Linked DNA regions of Homo sapiens: region 2 is linked to region 1. Evidence: read pairs that join two places in POLR2A ChIA-PET (ENCODE). Cell type or tissue: GM12878. All regions are shown on one strand. Each heading gives the region's core, and the rest is flanking DNA. Links, peaks and the distances in the headings are about the cores only.

The links. Peaks named below come from ENCODE experiments on the same cell type or tissue, not always from the same donor. Only the 100,000 strongest peaks of a DNase experiment are listed, where the experiment ranks them.
Region 2: POLR2A ChIA-PET joins it to region 1 with 5 read pairs; 3 of 35 experiments call an interaction of 5 or more read pairs at or near these places.

The regions. Positions count from the first base shown.
Region 1 is chr16:10,951,750-10,956,138 of GRCh38, reverse strand. The region is part of intron 1 of CLEC16A (C-type lectin domain containing 16A); the gene reads right to left. Among named protein-coding and RNA genes, the nearest start is that of CLEC16A, 9.4 kb to the right of the region's middle. RefSeq lists an enhancer at 2,092-2,161. In GM12878, for the core only: a CTCF peak has its summit at 2,025 (motif pointing left); a DNase peak (open chromatin) is centred at 2,008; H3K4me3 peaks cover 463 bases; H3K27ac peaks cover 517 bases.
Region 2 is chr16:11,954,619-11,959,007 of GRCh38, reverse strand. It overlaps a transcript of NPIPB2 not described here. Among named protein-coding and RNA genes, the nearest start is that of TNFRSF17, 8.4 kb to the left of the region's middle. In GM12878, for the core only: no CTCF peak of the experiment used is centred there; no DNase peak of the experiment used is centred there.

The DNA of each region.
Region 1 (4,389 bases), core at 273-4,272:
AAAGGCTGCGGGAGGGGGCATGGGCCCAGTTTCCCTCTATAATTAGGTAACTCAAACAGCACTTGAACCACCCTGGGATGAATCATTGGAGGACCCACTCCCAAATCTACATCTTCATCTTGCCTCAAGTGCATCTTCCCCAAGAGTTTCAAACGGCAGAGTTTTCCAAACTGCAGTTCCCAGGCATCCTGCATCAGAATCACCTTTGTAAGTTGTCCCAGACCCATTGAATTGGACTTTTGGTGCAGGGCCCCAATCCCACTGAAGTCTGACAGTCACCGCACCACTCCAGCTGTGGCCATCAGTGACACTCTCCACGCAGGCCCCCATGTGCCTGACACCCTGCCAGTGACAAGACATCGTTGGCAATATGGGAGAAGGGCAGATTCTCCCTCCTCTCTTCTGTGTACATCTATTAGCATCACACATCATACTCCTGGTCAATGGGAGACGGTGGCTTAGGTGGGTGGGTCTGCTCTGAAGATCCCCAACAAGAAGAAGAAATTTTAAATTCTTTAGGACCACATGACTTCAATTGATGGGGCTTTCTGCTTAGAATGCCCTTGCTGTCCTTGTCATCCAGCAAACTTTTACATTTCAAAACCCAGCTCGGGCATCTCTTGGTAAAGCGTTCCCCATGCCCCCCTCCCAGGTGGATTTAATTGTTCCCTCCTCACTGGCACCTCTGTACCCACACATATTTGCTACTGCACAGCCCACCCTCATTTGCAAAGATCTGCCTCCCATACTAGACCTGAGCTCCTCAAGGTCAGCACCATCACCTTATTGATCTTGCTGACCCCAATACACTCCAAATGTCTGATACACAGCAGGTGTTCAATAAATGCTGAATGGGGCAGGGGATGGTCTTTGTAAACATAACTTAGATCAAAGCATACACGACTGAACATAGCCAGGGATCCAAACGCCAGACACGGCAAGTGACAGCACAGAGCTCTGGTGAAGAGGTCAGGCTTCGGAGTCTGGCAGACAGACTTGGGCTTGACCTTTGGCCCTGCCACCTCCTAACTGTGGCCTTGGACAAGGCGCTTCACCTCTCTGCAGCTCAGATTCTACACAGTGGTGGGAACAGTCAAGGCTTCCTCACTGGGTTGTTCCAGAGAGGCAACGTGACCATGCACAGAAAGAGCCAAGCACAGCGCCTGGCACAGAGCAAGGGCTCAACAGAAGCAGGCTTGGCTGCCATGGTGATTAGATTATGGTCATTGTGGTGGGGGCCGTTATTCACATTATTACTACATTATCTAAGGAATATTCCAGGAAGGTAGAAAAGAGATCAGGCTAGATTCAAACAGGGAAAGAGGGCTTCAGGGCAGGAGTCGTGATGGGAAGGTTCAGCGAAACCAGAGCAGGAAGTAGAGAAAGTCTGGTATTTCCTGAGAGGCACTAGAGTATATGGTTAATTACAAACACTGGTATAATTAGAACATAGGGTTAATCACAGACACTGGAATGCCTGGGTCTGAGCACACCTCCATCACTTATTAGCTGGGTGATCCTGAGCAGGTTACTTTCCCTCTGTGCACCTCAGTTGTCTCACCAGTAAAATGTAAACAGCAATGGTACCTGAATACTTTAGTATCTACCTATTTTGGTGGTGTTGGGAGATAACAGATAACTAACTTGGCAGTTACTATGTATGATACAAGTGCTAGCTATTGTTATTGTTGCCCTTATTAAATAATTTCTGGGGGAAAAAGACCTAGTAACTACCAGAAGGCCCTTATAGGCAGAGAGGGCAGGGCGGTAAGTCCTGAAAAAAAGATTCTAGGAGCCCCCACGTGCCTGGTTCTCTGCGAGGGCTTCATGTGACCTACAGACTCACAGTAACCTGAAGATGTGCACACTGTTGCCACTGCACAGGACAAGACAGCAAGTGAGGTTTGGCGACGTTCAGTAGCTCGCCCACAGACCTGTGGCCAGGAAGAAAGGTCTGAGAACTCCATTTGTTTCTTGGCCTCTCAATACTTGGTGTTCTTTGCCCTGGTCGGTGGCGCCATCTGCTGGGTATGCAGTGATATTGCGTGGGGGCTTTCTTCCAGTAGTGAAACCGGGTGCCTGTTCATATATGTTTATGGACTGTTTGAATATCTTCTTTTGTGAGGTGCCTGTGCAAGTCTTTTGCCCATTTTTTTTTTTTTGAGACGGAGTCTTGCTCTGTCGCCCAGGCTGGAGTGCAGTGGTGCGATCTCCACTCACTGCAAGCTCTGCCTCCTGGGTTCACGCCATTTCCCTGCCTCAGCCTTCCGAATAGCTGGGACTACAGGCGCCCGCCAGCACGCTCGGCTAATTGTTTTGTATTTTTAGTAGACATGGGGTTTCACTGTATTAGCCAGGATGGTCTCGATCTCCTGACCTCGTGATCCACGTACCTCAGCCTCCCAAAGTGTTTGGATTACAGGCGTGAGCCACCGCGCCTAGCCTGCCCATTTTTAAAATTAGGCTGTGTGGCTTTTTCTTGCTTTTCTTTATATACTCTGACCACAAACCCTTTACTGGAGATAAATATTGCAAATACTTTCTCTGATGGTGGCTTACCTTTTCGTTCCCTTTATACTGGGTCTTTAGATGAGTAGAGGTTCTTAATTTTAATGTAGTTCAATTTATTAATCTTTCCCTTGGATGGTGTTTCTTGTATCAAGCTTAAGAGGTTCTTACCTACCCCAAGGTTATAAGGAAATGCTTTTTACTTCTAACAAAGTTACTGTTTTACTCTTCGCATTCTGACTTTGAGTACATCTGGAACTGATTTCTGTGTAGGATATGAGGTACTGGCCAAAATTAAGTTTTTCTATATGGAAATCTACTTGACCCAGCACCATTTACAGAAAAGGCCCTCACTTCTCTACTGCACTCCAGCGCCACCATTGTCATTAATCAGGTGACTACCCATGTGGGTCTCATTCTGGATACTCCAGTTTCATTGATCTATTTGTCTATCCTTGTATCAAGACCATACTGTCTGATTACTGCAGTTTTACAGTAAATCTTGCCATATAGTAATTAAGTCTTCCAACTTCTTTCCTTCTGTTTTTCAATATTGCCTATTCTTGGCCCTTTTAATCTCCATATACATTCAAAAATCACCTTCTTCATTTCCACAAAAATACGTGCTAAAATTTTCTTAGACTTGCCCTACATCTATGGCTAAATTTGGAGAGAACTGACATATTTACAATAGTGTAACATTCTGATATTTACAGCATTTGTTTCCATGCTCACTTGACAGGAATCTTGCAGATCTATTGTTAGAGTTGCTGCTAGGTAGTCGACATTTTTTTATGCTATTGTAAATGATATTGTTTCAAATATTCATTTTCTAAATGTCTTTTGCTGGTATACAGAAATACTCAGTAGACTGCAAGCTCCAAAGCTCAATGAGGGTTACACCTTCACCTTGCTCGTCTTTCTGTCCCACAATGCCCTGGCACACCGTTTTACACAGTGTTTTAGGAAGAGATGCTCAATATACATTTGCTTGAATGTAATGGGGGGAAAGGCTGAATGGATTAAGATTTAATGTTTTAATGGTGTATCTAATTCCAGGGCTTTGGAAGATTAGGTAATTCAACCACCTCAGAGATATAAACATTTTAATAACTTTTTGTTGTTGTTGTCATTTTCTGAGATGGAGTCTTGCTCTGTCATCAGGCTGGAGTGCAGTGGCGTGATCTTGGCTCACTGCGGCCTCCGCCTCTTAGGTTCAGGCGATTCTCCTACCTCAGATTCCCAGGTAGCTGAGTTTATAGGCGCAGGCCACCATGCCCAGCTAATTTTTGTACTTTTAGTAGAGATGGGGTTTAGCCATGTTGGCCAGGCTGGTCTTGAACTCCAGACCTCAACTGATCTGCCTGCCTCGGCTTCCCAAAGTGCTGGGATTACAGGTGTGAGCCAACTCACCCGGCCCATTTTAATAAAACCTTCTGATTATAAATGTAACATTCACTTTAGAGAAGTAGGAAACTTTGACAACAATGAAAGAGAAACGGCAACCGTGGTGCCTAGAGATGACTGCTGCTGGAGTTGCAATCTATTTCCTCGGGTCTTTTTCTTTGCTATGGATATTTACATAGTTGAGGTCATGTTGCATTATCCATTTCAGTGCCAATCTTATTTCCCACCTCAGCTAAAACAAAAGCACTTTTTTTGGTTATTGACAACTGTTTGCAAATATCTGTAATGGCTACACAGTATGACACTGAAAGGACAAGCACAGTAGCAACTCTTTTGAAGGGCATTAAGATTCCTAATTGTGTGAGTGATAACAATGTTGCTATGACCATCTTTGTATGGAAAGCTGTGTCTTTATCTCAGAAAAGTTTCAAAGGACAGAATAATTACCTTGCTACTTAACGGCAGCAAATTAAA
Region 2 (4,389 bases), core at 299-4,298, 1.0 Mb before region 1:
AACCCCTCTACGAGCTCCCCCTGCAGAGCCCCACTTTGGCAAACAGACATTCCTGACTTCTAGATCCACTGGTTGGTGACTCCTCTGGTCCCACTCCCAGATCTTCACCTCCCGAGATCCTGCAATAATTGTGCAAAGTCTCATTCCTTCCCTTATCCCGTAACACTCACCCATGGTAGCTCAGCTCCCCAAACCAACCCTGATTGTTACCACCTCTTTAACCTTAATATTTTCAACCTACAGGCTTTCTTATTTTACTTTGTTTTTGAGACAGGGTCTCACTCTGTTACCCAGGCAGGAGTGCAGTGGTGAGATCAAAGCTCACTGCAGCCTCAACCTCCCCGGCCCAAGTGATCATCCCACTTCAGTCCCCTGAGTAGCCGGGACTGCAGGCACATGCCATCTTGCCTGGCTAGGTTTTTTATTTAACTTTATTTTTTGCAAAGATGGGGGTCTTGCTGTGTTGCCCAGGCTGGTCTCAAACTCCTAGACTCAAGCCATCCACCCCACTTGGCCTCCCAAAGTGCTAGGATTATAGGCATGAGCCACCATGCCTGGCCTAGGATTTTTTTTTTTTTTTTTAACGGAGTCTCGCTCTGTCATCCAGGCTGGACTGTAGTGGCGTGATCTGGGCTCACTGCAACCTCCGCCTCCTGGGTTCAAGCACGTCTCCTGCCTCAGCCTTCCTGAGTAGCTGGGATTACAGGCACCCACCCACCACGCCCAGCTTAATTTTGTATTTTTAGTAGAGGTGAGGTTTTGCTATGTTGGCCAGGCTAGTCTTGAACTCCTGACCTCAGGTGATCTGCCCGCCACAGTCTCCCAAAGTGTTGGAATTACAGGAGTGAGCCACCGCACCCAGCCAGCATTTTCACTGTGTACTGGGCCCCACAAGTTAAGTAGTCAGTCCTGAGTGACTCAATAAAGACAATGTTAGAAAGTTCTCATCATAGGATTTGGATTTGTGTCAGGTTATTTGGGGAGAGTTTGCAAAAACACGGCTTAGCTGATGTTGGCAGGATGTGTGGGGGATTCTGTAATTGGGGAATATCTAAGTATCAGTAGAATTCTCCAGAGAAATAGAACCAAAAGGAGATACAGAGCTAGAGACAGAGATTTACTTTAAGGAATTGCTTCATGCAATTGTAGGAGCTGGCAAGTCCAAACTCCGCAGGGCAGGCCAGCAGACTGAAAATCCACGTAAGAGTGGATGTTGCAGTACTGAGTTTGAAATCCACAGGGCAAGCCAGGCAGGCCAGACACTCAGAGAGGGTGTCTGTGTTTCAGTCTTGAGGCTGAATTCCTTCTTTTTCAGGAAATCTTGGTCTTTGCTTTTTAGGCCTTCAACTGATTGGATGAAGCCCACGCACATTATGAAGGGCAGTGTCCTTTATTCAAAGTCTACTGATTTAAGGGCCAGGCACGGTGGCTCAGGTCTGTAATCCCAGCACTTTGGGAGGCTGAGGCGGGCAGACCATTTGAGGTTAGGAGTTCAAGACCAGCCTGGCCAACATGGTGAAACCCCGTCTGTACAAAAAATACAAAAGTTGGTAGGGCACGGTGGTTCACAAGGTCCCAGCACTTTGGGAGGCCGAGGCAGGTGGGTCACGAGGTCAGGAGATGGAGACCATCCTGGCTAACGTGGTGAAACCCTGTCTCTACTAAAAGTATAAAACTTAGCCGGGCGTGGTGTCACACGCCTGTAGTCCCAGCTACTCGGGAGGCTGAGGCAGGAGAATCGCTTGAACCCAAGAGGCGGAGGTTGCAGTGAACCGAGATCACACCACTGCACTCCAGCCTGGGCGACAGAGTGAGACTCCATCTCAAAAAAAAAAAAAAAAAGAAAAAGTTAGACAGGTGTGGTGGCACATACCTGTAATCCCAGCCACTTGGAGGCTGAGGCAGGAGAATCGCTTGAACCCCAAGCAGTGGAGACTACAGTAAGCTGAGATCGCACCAATGCACTCCAGCCTCGGTGACAGAGTGAGACTCCATCTCAAAAGAAGAAGAAGAATTAATTAATTAATTAAAAATAAAAATAATAGCCATCTTGGCAACAATTGGTGCTGCCTAAATGAGGAGGCAGGGCCAGCTGTGGAGCCCTCCTGGGGGCCTGGTCAGCAGGGTACCTGTCCTCCACCCCCTAGTGCCTGGTACCCCTGGGGTGAAGCCAACTGAGCATGGAGAGTGAGAGCCTGCCAAGAGCAAAAGAGGTTTTCAGGAGGGGACCTCAAGAAGCCTGGTTCCAATGCCAGCATGAGCATCTGGTTCTCAGTCAGTGTTCCTCCTGGGCATTCTGCAGGAGATCATTTCTTTTCTTTTCTTTTCTTTTGAGACAGAGTCTCACTGTGTTCCCCAGGCTGGAGTGCAGTGGTGCGATCTCAGCTCACTGCAACCTCCACCTCCTGAGTTCAAGCGATTCTCCTGCCTCAGCCTCCTAAGTAGCTAGGACTACAGGTGCCTGCCACCACGCCCAGCTAATTTTTGTATTTTTAATAGAGATGGGGTTTCACCATGTTGGTCAGGCTGGTCTCAAACTCCTGACCTCAGGTGATCTGCCCGCCTCAGCCTCCCAAAGCGCTGAAATTACAGGCGTGAGCCACTGCTCCCGGCAAGAGATCATTTCTCATCCAGATGGCTACTGAGAGCGGGACTCCAGAGAGTGTTCATTTTTTAGTGCAATGTGGGAACCAGGCCTTTAACCCACCCTGTGGGCTTTCCACTAAGAGCCCACAGAGCCAGGTTCAAGGCTTGGTTCTCCCACTTACAGGGCTTGAGCAATTCAGTTTCCCTGCCTGAGTGTTGGTGACCTGTGCTGTGAAATAGAGAGAGACACCTACGACCTGCTGTCAGAGCCCATCAAGGTAAGATCACAAGAGGGAGGTGCCCATCAACATGGGTCTTGTTCATGGAAGAGGCGCAGAGGAAAGATTCATGCATGATTAATGACTGGCGGCAATTTCCTGCCTGCCTTTGGAATGAATCAAAAATAAGTGAAAACGTGTGGCTGAGGCAAAACATTTGGGTCTTCGGGAACTCTGCAGTGGACCAGAGGAGGCCTGGGGCTGGCTGAGTCATCTAAGTGGGTGACCGGTTTTTTCCTGTTTGCAAAACGAGAGTCAAGTTCCAGAGGGGATACGTGGAGTGGGATTAAACGTTTCTCTCCAAGCATCCTCCCAGTGGAAGGCTTCCCAAGAAGCATCATTGGGTAACTTTCCATTGCCACTATCTGCAAGAGGTGGGAGGAGGAGTGGCAAATTTCTTTTTTCTTTTCTTTTTTTTTTTTTGAGACAGTGTCTTGCTCTGTCACCCAGGTTGGAGTCCAGTGGTACGATCTCAGCTCACTGCAACCTCTGCCTCTCAGGTTCAAGCAATTCTCCTGCCTCAGCCACCCAAGTAGCTAGCTGGGAATAAAGGGGCGTGCCACCATGCCTGGCTATTTTTAGGTTTTTTTGTATTTTTAGTAGAGACAGGGTTTCACCATGTTGGCCAGGGTGGTTTCGATCTTCTGACCTTATGATCCACCTGCCTCAGCCTCCCAAAGTGCTGGGATTACAGGCGTGAGCCACCACGCCTGGCCAGAATGGCAAATTTCTTATCCAAAGATAGTCTCTCTCTAAATCCCGAAACCTTTTTTTTTTTTTTTTTTTTTTTGACACAGAGTTTCACTCGGTCACCTAGGCTAGAGTACAGTGGTACCATCTTGGTTCACTGCAAACCCCGCCTCCCAGGTTCAAGTGATTCTCATGCCTCACCCTCCAGAGTAGCTGGGATTATAGGCATGTGCCACGACGGCCAGCTAATTTTTGTATTTTTAGTAGAGATGGGGTTTCACCACGTTGGCCAGGCTGGTCTCGGACTCCTGGCCTCAATCCACCATGCTGGGATTATAGGTGTGAGCCACCGCGCCCAGCCTAAATTCTGAAATCTTTATAGATGAAATGGATTACTTCAAAATAATACAGGAGAGGCAGATGTAGGTACGTGTATAGATTATACCAGGTCAGCCTGATTTGATGGGTGATGGATATGTGAGGGATTTATTTTTAATCAATAAAAGTTTGTTGTTTTTAAATAGCAAAAAGTATTTTTTTTTTTTTGAGACAGAGTCTTGCTCTGTTGCCCAGGCTGGAGTGCAGTGGTGTGATCTCAGCTCACTGCAAGCTCTGCCTCCCGGGTTCACACCATTCTCCTGCCTCAGCCTCCCGAGTAGCTGGGACTACAGGCTCCTGCCACCACACCTGGCTAATTTTTTTGTATTTTTAGTAGAGATAGGGTTTCACCGTGTTAGCCAGGATGGTCTTGATCTCCTGACCTCGTGATCCTACCGCCTCGGCCTCCCAAAGTGCTGGGATTAGAGGCGTGAGCCACCACAGCCAGCCTAGCAAA